Linked DNA regions of Mus musculus: region 1 is linked to region 2. The links are chromatin loops, found by intact Hi-C in ENCODE. Cell type or tissue: heart. All regions are shown on one strand.

Evidence for each region. Hi-C counts contacts between places; a loop is a spot of excess contacts. Peaks named below come from ENCODE experiments on the same cell type or tissue, not always from the same donor. Only the 100,000 strongest peaks of a DNase experiment are listed, where the experiment ranks them.
Region 1: a loop joins it to region 2, with 2.2 times the contacts of the local background. A loop is called at or near these places in 2 of 42 quality-filtered maps.

The regions. Positions count from the first base shown.
Region 1 is chr12:40,252,921-40,260,920 of GRCm38, reverse strand. No RefSeq gene overlaps it. Among named protein-coding and RNA genes, the nearest start is that of Gm40403, 8.8 kb to the right of the region's middle. In heart, a CTCF peak has its summit at 4,684; a DNase peak (open chromatin) is centred at 3,510.
Region 2 is chr12:40,556,041-40,564,040 of GRCm38, reverse strand. The region is part of intron 1 of Dock4 (dedicator of cytokinesis 4); the gene reads right to left. Among named protein-coding and RNA genes, the nearest start is that of Dock4, 110 kb to the right of the region's middle. In heart, no CTCF peak of the experiment used is centred here; a DNase peak (open chromatin) is centred at 4,720.

The DNA of each region.
Region 1 (8,000 bases), 300 kb after region 2:
TAACTGAGAAATCATTTATTTCCTGGCACTGGACACTTCTAGAGAGGGAGCATTGCGCTCCTCTAGGTGAAAGAGATTTCCCCCACTAAGCCATCTGGTAATCATTTCCACTAAAAGATAATTAGAAATCCTTTAGAAACAAAGAAATCCAATGCAAAGCCCTCTAATGCTCAGAGGGTGTCAGGTGTGCCCCTGGATGCGTGCAACTTGACTGCTACCAACAGGCCACAGATCTCAAAACGGACTTGGAAGCCTCTTTCAGACTCAGCACACACCACACATCCCACCCTTGACAACTTGTTTCTTTCTCAGGACTCCAAATCTGTCTTCTTTTTCAGATGTCGTGTTATTTGGGGGCCATGTGCTTCTAAGGGTGCTGCCCCTAGAAAGAAACTTGAGAACAACGTGACGCAGCTGGGAAAGGAGCTAGGGTTAATGAGGCAGACTATCCTACCTGAGTCGCTTCTGGAGAGGACCTAGATTATACACGATACTCGACCATTTTAGGATGATTAGGATGTCCAAGCTGTCATTCTAATCTTTCTAGCTTTGAAGTTTCAGGGAGACCTTGATAGCACCCTGCTATAACCCTATGATTTTAATTTAAAAGCTTGTCTGTCTCACCCAAACTCCTACTCAAGAATGAAAACGTTCCCAGGCTAGAGATCAACTTTGTGATAGCCAACAGACTTATTTACATAGGCTATGTATATTCAAAGTTATGTAGCTGCTTGTGAAATGAGCTGCTTCGACTATGTCATATTTGATGTCCTTTGCTTGCCCTATGGCCACCCTTAGCATATAACATCTGTTTCTAGTCTCTTTCTGCTATTACTGCAAATACCACTTCTGCTCAAGCCTGAGCTTGTATTACCAGACAAGCAGCAGAGAGGGAAGTTGAGATGATTTATACAGATTGTCAGCTTGATACACACTAGAATCACCTTGGAAACAAATATCTGGGCCTAGTAATTCAGGTAGAGAAAACTGCTCTAAATGCGGATGACACCATTCTAGAGTCTGGGGTCCCAGACTGTATGAAAGGGAGAAAGTTAGCTTGAGTTCCAGAGATCATCTCTTTCTGCTTCCCAAGTTTGGGTGCAATTTGATGATCTGCTTCCAGCTTCTGTCTCTGTCTTATCCTGGCAATGATGGCTTGTATGCATCTCCAACTGTGAGCTACAATAAGTCCTTCCTCTGTTAAGTTTCTGGTCAGATATTTTGTCTCAGCCATGAGGGGAAGGAACATCCAGCAAACTGATTAACAAGAAGTAGGACCATTGCTCCAATCAACCTGACCAAATGGTTATTAGAAGTTTGGATCTTGTGTTTGGAGGGACTATGGAAGAGTTTGGAATTTGGGGCTAGAAAAACCCTCTAATACTACATTCTGAACTAATGAACCATTCCCACGGGAACCTGGAAGCTAAAAAAAAAGCTGAAAGAAATGCAGACAATGGAGATCTGACACAACAAGGACTCACGGTGTTTATACTGCTTTCCCAGAAATGGGGAAAGGGCCGATGAATCTTCAGAAAGCCAGTGGAGCTGGCTAAATGACCCTCTCTGCTCCAACCTCTACTAGGAAAGGAACTTAAGAAAAATCAACCTGCTTTGTGCTCTTTTTTATTCTTTCTTTCTTCAGTCCCCCCTTACCACATAATATCTGTTCAGCTTCTTTGAAACATTATAGTTTATAGACTAAGAAAGCACCCAGAGTCACAGGTACTCTGGGGACATGTGTCGAACTGTCTTACTTAGTCACTTAGCATTGCTCTCCTGACATCTGCCACCTAGAACATTGCTTTTTTTTTTTTTTTTAAGTCTTCTTTGATTAATCTGTTTGATAATGTTTCTTCATTGAGTTATACTCACGGTGTACTCTCTTTGTGTGTGTGCATACATATGTTCACTTGTGTGTGTCTAGACCATAAGTTAACCTCGAGTATCTTCCTGGATTGCTCGCCACCATACTTGTTGATGCATGGTCTCTTGGTCAATCTGGAACTCACTAATTTGGCTAGACTTGGCTGGCCAGGAAATGCCAGGGTTCTTCCTGCCTCTTTTCCCCAGTACTGGGATTACAAGCCACCTCCAGCTTTTTACGTAGGTGTTTGGGGATTCAAATGGAGATCTTTCCCAACTGAGCCACACCCTAGGCCTCTAACATTCTTGTACTTTTCTGCATATGTGCTAAACTCCAATAAAGAAGCTTACTTAAACCTCTTCAAATCAATCTTGAGTGGACAAAACCACTTAAAGTGGAACAAGTACCAGCAATAGGCGGCTTTACTATAGCTCCTAAGTTGAGGAGCACACACACATGAGGGGGCTTCTTTATGCCACCCAGGATGGAGCTTAGAGAACAGAAGGTGACTGGTCCTGCATGTGCTGGAGGGCTGAAGCGGAACAGGCCCTTCTTAAGGGCTCCCAGCTGCATAGAAAGGACATTCGTTGGCTGTGCACCCTGAGATTTGACAGTGTACCTCATTTATTTCTGTTTTTTTAATTTAGATTTAACATGTTTTGCGAGTTAGAGACGGATCTGGAATCTTTTGGAAATCAAGAGAACATGATGGAGTACCGAGCTCTGATGTCCAGTGAGAGCTCTTGCATTTCCTGAATCCTTAAATACCGTTGAGGGCAGTAACACGTGCCTCAGACTCTTTGGATCTTTCTGTTCACTAAATGCTCCCTCTCAGAATGTGTCTAAGCTCAATAGAAATCGAAACCTTCCCACTTGAATTTTTTTTTCTAAGTTTCCTACTGGTGCCTTAGGAATTGATTTAGAAACCCTAAAGCCGCTGTCCCCATAAGTCTAGGCACAGATAGGTTATCTATGCCTTGGTTGAAAAACCTCTGCCTAACCTGGGGAAACCTTTTTTTTTTTCTTATTGTTATTTATGATGGAGAAGACTTGAGGAAAGGTCACCTTCAGATGCCTTTCTTCACATCTAACATGAGGCATAACAGCTGCGTTCTGTGAAATAAGCAACTTCTCCAAACAACCGCTCTTACTCGTCATTAAAAATTTCACAGGGAGGTGAAAACCAACAACAAAAAACAAAACAAAAAAACCCAAAACCTCTCCTTTATAGTTAAAAATGGGTTACCCGAATCTGCAGACCATCCATTTTGGCATATGGTACTATTATGTAATCCAAAGGTAGGAAGGCTCAGCCCAGTGATTTACAGAGGAGATTGTAAGAATTTCCTCACAGGCTGAAGCTTTTTTGATGAGTTAAAAAAAAAAAAAAGAATTTTGCTCACAGCGGCAAGCCTGTCACCTAATCCTGAATGCATTGTTTTAAAAGTTATTTTTTTAAAGCCCAGTTACTTCATGCACAATAGTTTTGACGTTTTATCGGCATGCAATTAAAGATCCTTTGTCTAAAGTTCTACTCTAAATTCTTGAGCAGATAGGAGCTCAGCTTTTCAAAACTGAAATCCTTTGACAACCACCGCAGCCCACACGGGAGGAGCCAGCAGTGTTGTGCTGCCCTCTGTTGGGCTATTGCAGAAACGCGTGCGTGCAGAGTTGGCCTAGGGCTGTCTCCAGGAATAATCTGGTAGTCTGTTAAAATAGAGTTCTTTTCACAGAAAAGCCCGAGAAGCACAACAAACTAAGCAATGAGGGAGAAATGTAGAGATTAAATTTGTGGAGACTCATTTGGTGGATGCCATAGACTAAATAAATGTCTGCTCAAAACTTGCTCTTTTTATGAGTGATCGTTTGGAAGACAAGACGGGCTGACAATAAAGACTTTCCTTCATTTTCTTGACAGCAGTGTGAGGACTGATCAAAGCAAAAAGAAAGAGTCTTTGAGGCCAGCCTGTTCTACAGAGTGAGCTCCAGGACAGCCAGGGCTACACAGAGAAACCCTGTCTTGAAAAAAACAAAACAAAACAAAACAAAAAAAGAGGAGGAGGAGGAGGAAGAGGAGGAGGAGGAAGAAGAAGAAGAAGAAGAAGAAGAAGAAGAAGAAGAAGAAGAAGAAGAAGAAGAAGAAGAAGAAGAAGAAGAAAGAGAAGAAGAAGAAGACACAAAAGTCTGACACTCATGCTATTACAGTATGTTTACAGACAAGAGCCTGGCATGGCTGTCCTCTGAGAGGCCGTACCAGCAGCTGACTGAGACAGAAGCAGATACTTACAGTCAAGTGCCCTCAATTCTGCCAGGCATGACTGTTGTGCGAAGGGCAGTTCTGGAAAGGCCTGGTTCTAAATATCTTGTTCCTTCAAGTGGAAGTCTCTGTGACTGAACATTTATTTCATGTCAGCTACTGCAGACAGTCTAAAATTTGGTGGCAGGTAATGGCCTCTCCACATTGAAGAAGTATCCTGTCTACTGAAGAAGCCCCAAGGAATACAGTTATATACAAGCAATATGCATTACAGCTTGAAGCAGGTTGAAGCATGCACAAACCCATCCACATGAAATAAATGAAAGGATATTAATTTCCTTGTGCTTTCAAATCAGAAATTCCTACTGGAAAGGCCTATTAGAGTCATATAGGAGTCCTTTCCTCAATTACCTGGTTTGTTGTTTGTTTTGTTTTGTTTTTGCAGAAAAACTAGCATCTTATTCTCACTTTTATAAGCTCATGTGTTAACTGAGATGGGGAATGTTAAGGTGGGGACAACACAAAAGCCATTATTGACTCTATGAATAGGAAGGAACCTTGGGGATCCCCTAGTGGCAAACTGTTATTTAACACTTGAAAATGTGGACTGGAGGTGTAGCTCAGCACTTCAGTACATGCCTAGCACACACAAGGCTCTAGGTACACACCTAACACAATACACAGAACAAAATAAAAACAAACAGAGGCAGAAGACTTCATCCAGATCATGACTGTGGTAGAGCCAGAATCCCAGGCCTTTTGCCCAGCTGACTTTCCCCCCTGTTGCTACTTCAAATTTACTACAATATTAACCCCTTTCCAGCGGCTCCAGGTATCACACCCAGGTCTGTTACCCAAACCCTAGCTCATTTTCAACACGTGGAGGACCTGTGCCACAACCCCTCCAGTGGGGCCACGTCAGAACAACAAGTAAACTTCTGATAAGCGTTAGGGAGAGCAGACACTTGGCCACTGACATCACAGGTTCCCTAAGGTCTAATCCTATGTTTGTCCTCTGCCTACTGGAGGACCTTTCCTCTGTCCTTCACCTACCCATGGTCTGTGTTTATTTTCAATGGTAGTCTCCTCGGTGAATGTCATTGCATGCTTCCCATGCTTTAAGGAAACTTAGTTTTGAAATCTATATAATAAATCGCTGCCATTGCCCCTTAATGTTTGTTAAGGTTTTAGGGACAATGTTTCTATAGGATCTTCAAATAAATCTGTTCCTAAAAAATATCAACTTGCACTACTTAGAAATAGGCCCATGCTTTTGTCAAGCATCTAAGGATCTGTAGTGAAATATGTGGGGCTGCAGAGATGGCTCAGTGGGTAAGAGCACTGACTGCTCTTCTGAAGGTCCTGAGTTCAAATCCCAGCAACCACATGGTGGCTCACAACCACCCGTAATGAGATCTGACACCCTCTTCTGGTGTGTCTGAAGCCAGCTACGGTGTACTTACACATAATAAATAAATAAATAAATCTTTTTAAAAAATATGTGCACCATTTAGAAAAGGTCTTTTTTTTTATAAGTAAAAATGATCTGTTGCAATGCTAATGGGGATTCATTTCTGATTCCAACATATAGTTTCTAAATACATTTTCCTCCCAGAGGTCCATGTTCATAATGGTTATATAACTTGTTTTCCCAGAGACACCTCCACAGCGCCGTTGCAAACGTGGTTAAGTCCACAGTTCTTAGACAGGTAAATATTCTCTTGCCCTCTGCTGGCAACATTGAAACCTCTCTGAGAACATGCCAACTAGACATCCATGTGGATCTCGGATATATACTTTATCCTGCTGGTTTTGGGGTCTGTCTAGCAAATGCCTACTTGACAATGTGTATACCAGGCATGAAAATCTCTCTGTAGCGCCCACTTCTTATCAAGACATCAATAAGCCAGGAGTTCAGTTTCATTAAGAAAGTTGTCACCCAGTGCACTGGGAGTGTCGTTCTGCATCGGTTTGTCATTGATTTGCGTTATTCACGTTCAGCACCGTCAGCTGAATACAAACCAAACGAGACCATAGCCAGAGGAACTAGGGCCTAACAGCTCCCTGGTCTTCCTTGGGTGAGATCCCCCTGAGCTTGTCCTGCCTTGCCAGGCATCCCTAGCCTATTCACAGTGGTCAAGGCAGAGCACACACACTTAGTTAAGGCCAGTAAGACTACCCCTTCTCTGTGGGGCAAGTTGGAGGACTGAAGTTCACACAGTCCCAGATTCATCCTGACACTGCTGGTGTTGATTCCACATGCAGGTATGGAAGTTTTGCTCACACCTCCTCTCTCCGCTTGAGCGATTCCTGACAATCTAGCGTCTGGAGGAAGTTCTGCAGCAACTGCTTCTCTTGGATTTTGATTTGGAGCTCCATTGAAAGCTGAAGTAAACTCAGTTCAGTTGGCCCTTCACGTCCGTAGGTACAGTTGGAGCCAATTGTAGAAGAAAGTGTTTTTGAGAACAGCTCCATGTATGCTGACATGTGCAGATGTTTTTCTTGTTGTAATACACTCTTTTACAATGCATTAGGTATTACAGATAATGTACATGTGATTCAAAGTAGATGGTCTGCACATTTTACTATTTGCCATTATTTTATATGAGGGAGTTGAGCACTCAAAAATTGTGATGTCTCCCAGGGATTAGACCACCAACCAAGGAGTGTACAGGGAGGGATCCACAGCTCCAGATACATATGTAGCAGAGGATGGCCTCATCTGACATCAGTGGGAGGGGAAGCCCTTGGTTCAGGGGAAGTTTGATGCCATAGCATAGGGGGATGCTGGAGCAGTGGGGCGGGAGAGTGTGGGTGGGTGGGGGAGCACTCTCACAGAGGCAAAGGGCAGGGGTGGGGGAGGGTGGATGTGGGATAGGGGGTTTGTGAAAAGGCAACCGGGAAAGTGGGATAGCATTTGAGATGTAAACAAATGGAATGATTAATAAAAAAAGAAAAAAGAAAAAAATTGTGATGTTCTGGGCCATGGAATCAGTCCCCTATGGATACTTATGAGTGATTATATTATTCTACCTCCTACTTATGCTAATGATACATGATTTGTTTGTTTGATTATTTATTTTTAGTTCTTGTTCCCTGGCATCATTTTGTACTTTTGCTAGAGGTGGGTTATGTTGGATCAGGTTAGGTGGTTATGGTTATTATTGTGTGTTCAACAGATGCTCTGTTGGTTTTCTATTTTGTTGTTGTTGTTGTTGTGTCAGTCAGTGAGGACAGGAAAAGATTGAGGGCATGTCTAGGTGAGCAAGAGACAATGGGCGAGGCAGTGTACTGCACAGTGACACTGAGGTAATACTTGAGGTTTGTGGGACTAAGATTAAAGTAAGATGAGTCACCGAGATGGCCAGCTTTCCTCCGGGTGTGTCCAGCTGCTTCCTGCTGTAGTTCTCTAAGTGAGTACAGAAGAAGGTGCGAAACAGACACAGAGAGGAGTCTGATTCCACGGGTGACACACAAAGTAGCCTGTGTGACTGGACAAGGGGCTGCACTACATATCAATCTAAGTACCACATGAGAGTGTTCAGGAACTCCCCTAAAAAGGAGGATAAGAGACCAAAGATGTGAACTAGTTGTTCAGAGAAGAACAACACAATTTAAATGGTGGCCCTAGCCAGGCATGGTGTTGCATGTCTTTAATCCCAGTACACTGGAAGCAGTAACAGGCATATGTCTAAATTCAAGGCTAACCTGGTCTACAGATAGCCAGGGCTACAAAGAGAAATCCCACTCCCCTCTCTAAAAAATGACCCTCAAATATCTGAAAAGCTATTTAACATTGATTATGTTTGTAGAGACATAAATTTTAAAAATTATAAACATTTCATTTTGTTTGGTTTTTTGTTGTTGTTGTTGTTG
Region 2 (8,000 bases):
AAGGGTTAAATGCTTTCTATTCTGTTTTCGTATTAAATGGTCAACTTATGAACAGCTGAGAAGAGTTTGGGACACCATGGGACACTTCCACAGATTAGTTGGTGATCAAAGGCAGATGGCTTTTTTTTCCTTTCTTTCTTTCTTTTTTTCATTTTTTTTTTATTATTTATGGAATTCCACTTGGTATTTTCAAAACATGTTTTGCAATATTTGGATATCCTCCAGTGGCTTACTTAATTCACATTTCCCCAAACACTCATCTAATTTGGAAGTCTGGTTACTTCTTTTTTGTGATTCTCACATGAATACTAAATTCTCTGTAAAGAATGGTCAGGGTTGTTTTTTTTTTTTTTTTTTTTTTTTTTTTTTTTACCCAACAAAATGAAATTAAAGAAAAAAATTTTTTTCATGGTAACTCAAAATTGATCTTAGAACATTTCAATTTGTGGGGCCTCAGGTTCTGCAACCTAGATAATGTAGCTGAGAAGGACACATTGCACAGGTGAGACGGTTCAGGAAGTAGTATTACATTCAATTAAGAAATAGCTAGCACTGTGAGGATGCCGACTGCTGATATTTCTCACAGTAGGGAACAGGCATGAACACTCTGGAGATTCTTCGCACGAAGAGAGGTGTTCAGAATAAATGGCAAGTTATGAGGTAAATGGGGTTGAGTTGCGTGATTTTATTCACCAAGAAGCTAAAAATTGGAGAAAAAAAATAGGGAGGTAAGAATCAAAAGAACAGAGAAAGAGGGGCTAAATGCTCATGAATAAAGTTGAAGTTTGCCGGGAACCAGGACTTCAAATCCCGGAATCAGTAAACTTCTCTGAGAAAAATAATGTTTAGGATAAAACTTCCCCTCCCTTATCTGAATGCCCCCATACTAAACTAGCAAAACAGAAAAAAGAACGCACAACAAAAGTTGACCCATGCCACACTAGCAGGAATAACCTACTTGCATTCATTCTCATTAGGAAGGAAAAAAAAACCTAATATAATAGTAACATGGTTTTGGTAGGAAGGACTATATGGAAGGAAAGTGAAAGATTTTTTTTCTTTTATACTTTTTATATTACAAAATATTTATGGAAACTAGAGTATGTTTAAAACGTAGATTGCTTATAAGACAGAGTTATGAATTGCTTCTCCAGTGACGGGAAGCGTGACGGGAGAGGTGTTTAGAATGAGTCTCAGGCATAAGTCAGTCATCAGCTCTCCATAATGAGTCACAGCGCCATGCACTTTGGAGTCCTAACTGACTGGAGTTTGAAATGCTAGCACTTTCACGTACCTTCAAAGAGACTTATCATTTATGAATGTGTGTGTGTGTTAACATGCCAGTTATTTATCTGGAGTACCAGAGCAACAGTCTATGCTGAATGTCGGCATTAAAAAGCTTTGAATAATACTTATAATTTTTGCTTAATACTCTCAATTATTTCATAAAAAGCTATTCATTTGAATACCTTTGGGGTAAAAGAGAGTAAATGAGCAAATTTAAGGTATGATAATATGTTTATTTGACTGAAACACTGCAGAAGAAACAGCTATAAGAAGTTCCCACACATACACACACACACACAGACAGACACACACACACACACAAATGAATGAGAAGCAAATAAAACTCAGTAGAATTGCTGGAAATTAGCAAAAGAAAGGAACGTAAGAGGTAACTGGGAAGAAACTGCCATAACCAATCTGCAAGCTGCCTTCCCAAAGACTGGATAGAGAAGTAGTGTGTTACAACCCTACAGGATGCCCACAGTCAGCTAGCTAGAGGGAAGCAGAGGCAGGGGAATGTCAAGTATCAATGCGGAGAGAATTCCCTCATGCACTCAACCATGCACCTGAGCCTGGGGGCCACTCTCGACACAGATGATTACTACCAGTGAATTGCATAAGCTTCTACAATGTGGTAGGTAAGCAGAGTGAGGCAAAATAAAAGAAGCTCTAAGGCTTAACAAGTATAACTGAATTCCCAGGTATCTTTTATAACTGTTGAAAATGAATAAACTTTAAAGACTCTTAACAATACTATGCAGACAACAGTATGTTTTAACCTGGCTAAAAGTACAATTAAAAACAAACAAATAAAAACCAAGCACTGAACAAAATAACAATAAAAGCAATAATCTAATTAAAAATGGGCAAATAACCAGAACAGACATTTCTCAACAGAGGATACACAAATGGCCAAAGTCTAAGCAAAAAGCATTCAACTAATCACTGAACATCCAGGAAATGAACATCTAACGCACACCGAGATACTGTCTCACCACAGGTAGAATGGCTCTGATGTATAAGACAAAAATCACTATGCATGGTGGTGCATGCTGGTGGTCTAGGGAGCCTGAGGGAGGAGAGAACCATAGGTTATATACTGTCTTAAAACAAAATTAACAATTATAATAAAACCAATATTGCAAAATATTAATATTGCAAAGGATGTTAAGTAAAGGGGACTCTCTTACACTATTTAGAGTAACCTCTGGGTATCTATGCAAAGGAGGGAAGTCAGTCTGGCAATGTGACAGCTCATCTATATGTTTACTACCGCACTACTCATAAGTAAGCTAGGCACAAACCTAGATGTATACCAATGAATGAATGACAAAACAAGTGTGCTCTCTTTCTCTCTCTCTCTCTCTCTCTCTCTCTGTCTCTCTGTCTCTCACACACACACATACACACACACACATACACACTCACACACATACATGCATGCACGTACTAGAATAGTACATAAAAATAAAGTTTTATCCACCCAGAAAGCTTTCAGCCCAAGGTTTGTCCTATCTACAAATAATGCTGACATGGGGGAGGGAGCAGAGAGTGAGGGGATGGGCAACCAATAACCAGCCCAACTTGAGACCCATCCCATGGGCAAGCACCAACCCCTAACACTATTAATGATACTGTGTTATGCTTGCAGACAGGATCACGTTGTCCTCTGAAAGGTTCTGCCCAGCAGTTGACTCCAACAGATATACACACCCACAGCCAACAGTGGATGGAGCTTGGGGACACTTAGGGAAGAATGGAAGGAAGGATGACAGGCCCTGAAGGGGATAAGAACTCTACAGGAAGACCAACACAGTCGACCAACCTGGACCCTTGGGGTTCACAGAGTCTGACCCACCAACCAAGGAACATAACAGGCTGGACCTAGGCCTCCCTGTACATATGTAGCAGATGTGCAGCTTGGCCTTCCTGTGGGTCCTAAACAACTGGAACACGCACTACCCCAAAAGCTGAATATATACCCCTGTCTGTGGGATATATTCTACTAGCTGGGCTGCCTTGTCTGGCCTCAGTGGGAGAGGAAGCATCTAGTCTTGCAAAAACTTGAATTGCAGGGGGTGGGGGTGGGGGGCGGGGAGAACCAGAGGGGCTCCCCACCCACTCAGAGATGAAGGGGAGGGGGAAGGGAGAATGATTGTGGGAGGGAGGTGAGTAGGGGGGTGGGTAGTGAGTGGGACATAAAGTGAATACATAAAAAACAAGTTAAATTAAAAACAACAACAAAGTTTAATCATTAGCAGCAAGATGGATATAACATTACACAAATGAAATGCCAGGCACAGGCATGGTGGCTCATGCCTACATACAGAATACTGAGGAGTAAGAAGCAGAATTATTGCCAGGGATTTGAGGCCAGGCTACGGATATTGTCTCAAAATATAATAAAATAAAAACTCATTGTAAATTAGCTATGTAAAGTATGTTACTCACATAGAAAACAAAACAAGACCTACATGGCCTAGCATCCAGTACAATGGCCATTAAAATCCCTGCACTGAGCTTAGCAAGGTGGAACGTAACTGTATAAACCAGCCAGTCGGGAGACTAACGAAGGACACTCGGTGTCTAAAGCCAGACTGATCTGCAAAATGGCTATATCATACGCACCTATCATATCTCTTATGGCAACTGTGAGAAAGAGAAACTAAAAAGAAACAGTGGGCCCATTCATATAACGGAACTCAACAAGCACTAACTCCTATTTTTCATAGTCTCCGGAGAACATACTTAGAACCCAAGAGTAGAACAGAGACAAAGAGCTTTCTGGTCGACAGAAACTGTAAATCCTTCTTTCTCATTTCCAAGATGCCTTATCTTCACTTTTAATATACCATACCTATAGGGACGCCTGTTCGACTAACCCTTAAATTCATATCATTCCTTATTTAAATAAGTGTCTATCGGGGGAGCAAATGTTTGGACAAATTTTTAAAACATTATTTGTTTAAAAAAAAAATCCGTACTCTAATTTGCCATTAGGGAAACACGAATTAATACACTTCCTGAAAAGTAAGTAAAATTACTAGAAAAATGATATCCAACTAAATACAGAGGTCAAATGGAACCAGCAGTAAGATTTTAATATAAGCATGTGTCCTATGTTACATGGGACATACTTATACTGCCTGACTGGTATCACAAGCTTTTCTTTGCTAAATCTAGCAATTCTACCTAACAGGGCAAACTGGACATTCTATAAATAAAATTTTGAGCTTGTATTTCTTTTAGATTGTTTTCTTGTATTGATAGGGAAATGTCTTATCTATGCCAATGTTCACTTAGACAACATTTCAGAAATTCTTCTTCCCTGACACATAATTTAGCCATGGCTCAATTTCCTGTGCCTGACTGAGTTGCTCAAGACGAGATCACGTGCAGCTCTGTACTGGCGGCAACACACAGGAACAGAACTTCCCATCGATCTGGCCACAGGCACAGACGTATGGCAGACTTTTGTTTTCACGTCTGGTAGAAACGGATGACACAGTTCCTCTGTTCCAGAGAACTGTTGCACAACTCCTAGATACTAATCTGGAAAGGAATCAAGTCATGTCATTTTTCACAGCCTCTAACCATCCCGGTCACCATCGCTAGAATACAGCGAGCTGGCCCCTGAGTGGCGATGGCAAGGTACCTCACTGTTACAAAGATATATTCATGCCATGGAAAATCTGTAGTGTGTAAGAGTAAGAGTCAGTGTAAGTACCAGCTCCAGCTGTGCAACGTCACAAAGAAAGGCTTAAGACATGGATGACTGCAGGTGTGCATTCCTACTGCGTCCATCAAGAAGCCCACAGGCAACAGGCCATCAATGACTGAGAAAAAAAGTTGGGGGGGGGGAACAAAAATACCGGGACAGAAGTGACTGGACAGAGCTGAAACAGGAAGAAGAAACGGGGCACCAGGGGAAGACAAGTCATGTGGACAACTGAAGGAAGTAGGGAGGCCAGAGAACCACACAGGACAAAGTCAAGCTGCATTACAATAACTCAGCCTCCAGGAGACAACTGTAGCTCAGAGTTCATCATAGTGTACAACATGAAAAACAGCAATTCACAGAAATATTATATAAACACTATAGAATCCTCTGAAACTTCTGATTTTTCTTCCATTTGTCCTGTCTTTTGTCTCTGATTCTTTCCCCTTCTGCTCTCCACCCCCCTCCTTCTTTCTTTCTTTTTTCCAGATTCTGGGTTTTGGTACTATATACTCCAGGTTGCCCTAGAATGATCTATATTCTACGCTTTGAATTGAGAGACCTGCCTGCCTCTGCCTCCCATGTGCTAGGATTAAAGTTGTGAGCCTCATGCCTGGTCTACTGGAAATGTTTTATGAATAGAAGTAAGAATAAACTATTGTTAACAGTTCCATACAATATTTCATGCAAAGCTCATATTTAATAAATACTACATAGTTGGGTTTTTTTAGGGGACCGAAAAGAAATTTGGCAATTAAATATGGGGCTCACTAATGAAAAAAAAATCTATTCAAAGATCATAGTCCACAATGTCAAGACTAAGAGTTGGGGATGACAGAGCAAGGGGGCAATACAATTCAACGAACATCGCTCACATGCACCATGTCTGCGATGAATAGCATCTCTGCTAATGGAACCATGCTAAGTGAGGTCTCAACACCTAACAGAAGACCTGGGAATACACACAAAGAATAGTGATGCCAGTGGGTAAATTACCAGCCACTGCTATGGTCCATTGGTAGGTCTAGGATGGGGTAAGTGTCCAGAGAGCCAAGGAAAGAAGGAAGGAGAGGTGGGGTTTCTGTGGTTCAAATAGACTTCTCATCCCCTGAGGGTTGGGGGAGAAAAATAGGATTGGAAAGCCCCAGACAGGACGGGATTTCCCATCAAATCAAACAACATAATTGTTGCCTATCTCAAAAGTCTTTTTCCTTCCTGTATGTAATGCAGGGAAGGCATTATTAAATTAAACCCTTGACTAATGGAGATGAGAAGGCACTTATGGGCAGCCATGACCTCACTTTCTCCTCTCACATTACATTCCATTTAATGCATATCTTGGCTTATAGATTGCTAACTGAAAAGGAGAAGGGAAAGAAAAATACTAACTACCACAGCACTTGACAAAGCAGCTACATGATTTCAATAGTGTTTTAATGCAACCAAAAACTATGTCATGCTTCTAAACATGGTAAAAATCTGATCTACGTAATTTTGTTAGAAATACATGTTGAATTAATATTACTGATTGTGGAATATATTAAAATAATGAAACACTTTTTTTTTGATTTATTATAGAGGTGGTCAGGTAAAAGAAGACTGGGCCTGTGTTAAGACAGATTAAGCATACATGAAATTAGCAGTAATTATACTTACCATTAGTCATCTCCAAAATAATGTTCTCATTTTATAATGTACTTTTTTCAGTGGGTTCATTACACTAATCTTCTTAACAGGCCCTTCCTCCATCAACTGCACTGAGGTAAAGTAAATTTCAATGCCACTGAAGTGGAGTGATTACATATTAGGAATTACAGCATCTATATTTATATGGCATCCCTATAGCTGAAAACTATTTCATTTTATGTTTGAAGCCAGCACCATCTCCCCAGGTTCTCATATCTATCATTCCATTTGTTACATTTGCAAGCACCCGGAGATGGGACAATTTCCTGCTGGCAGTTCTATGAGTTGCTTGATTCCATATACAATCACCAAACCCAGACACTTTTGTGGGTGCCAACAAGTGCTTACTGACAGAAGCCTGATAAAGCTGTCTACGGAGAGGCTCCACCAGTGCCTGACAAATACAGAAGTGGATCCTTGCAGCCTACCATTGGACTGAGCACAGGGTCCCCAATGAAGGAGCTAGAAAAAGGACCCAAGAAGCTGAAGGGGTTTGCATCCCCATAGGAGGAACAACAATATGAACTAACCAGTACCCCCAGAGCTCCCAGGGACTAAACCACCAACCAAAGATCACACATGGTGGAACTCATGGCTCCAGCTGCATATGTAGCAGAGGAAGGATGGCCTAGTCAGTCATCAATGGGAGGAGAGGCCCTTGGTCCTGTGAAGGTTCTACGCCCCCACCCCCAGTGTAGGGGAATGCCAGGGCCAGGAAGTGGGAGTGGGTAAGCTGTGAGGAGGGAGAGGGAAAAGGGGATAGGGGGTTTTTGGAGGGGAAACCAGGAAAGGGGACAACATTTGAAATGTTTATAAAGTAAATATCTAAAAAAAAAGAAAGAAAGAAAAGTTAACAATCTGAAGTCTAGAATTTATAGTAAATTACCTAAGTTGGTTATTATAACAAAATGAATAAACTTCCAGAGTTTATCTTTACACATTACCTCCTTATTTCCCAGAGTCAAGTCCATGGCAACAAAACTCACTTTCTGGGGGAAAAAGAAAAAAGAAAGAAAGAAACAGAGCAAAGTACAGAAAAAGGCAAGCAAGAATCTAAAATAGACAAGACGAGAACTTCACTTTACAGGAGAAAACCTTAAGTCCCACGTGGAACTTATATCTCCTCGTCTGAATAGGAGTCTTTACCACACTCACTGAGGGCGTGAATCAAGTGATGAGAAAGAAGGATTGATTTGGGGAAATTAGAATAACGCAAAAACCTTGTTAGGTGATCACACCATTGACCCCAGCAATTTTAGTTCTGTTTGGCAAATAATTTCCATCGTCTTCTAACCCACCTTCATGGGAG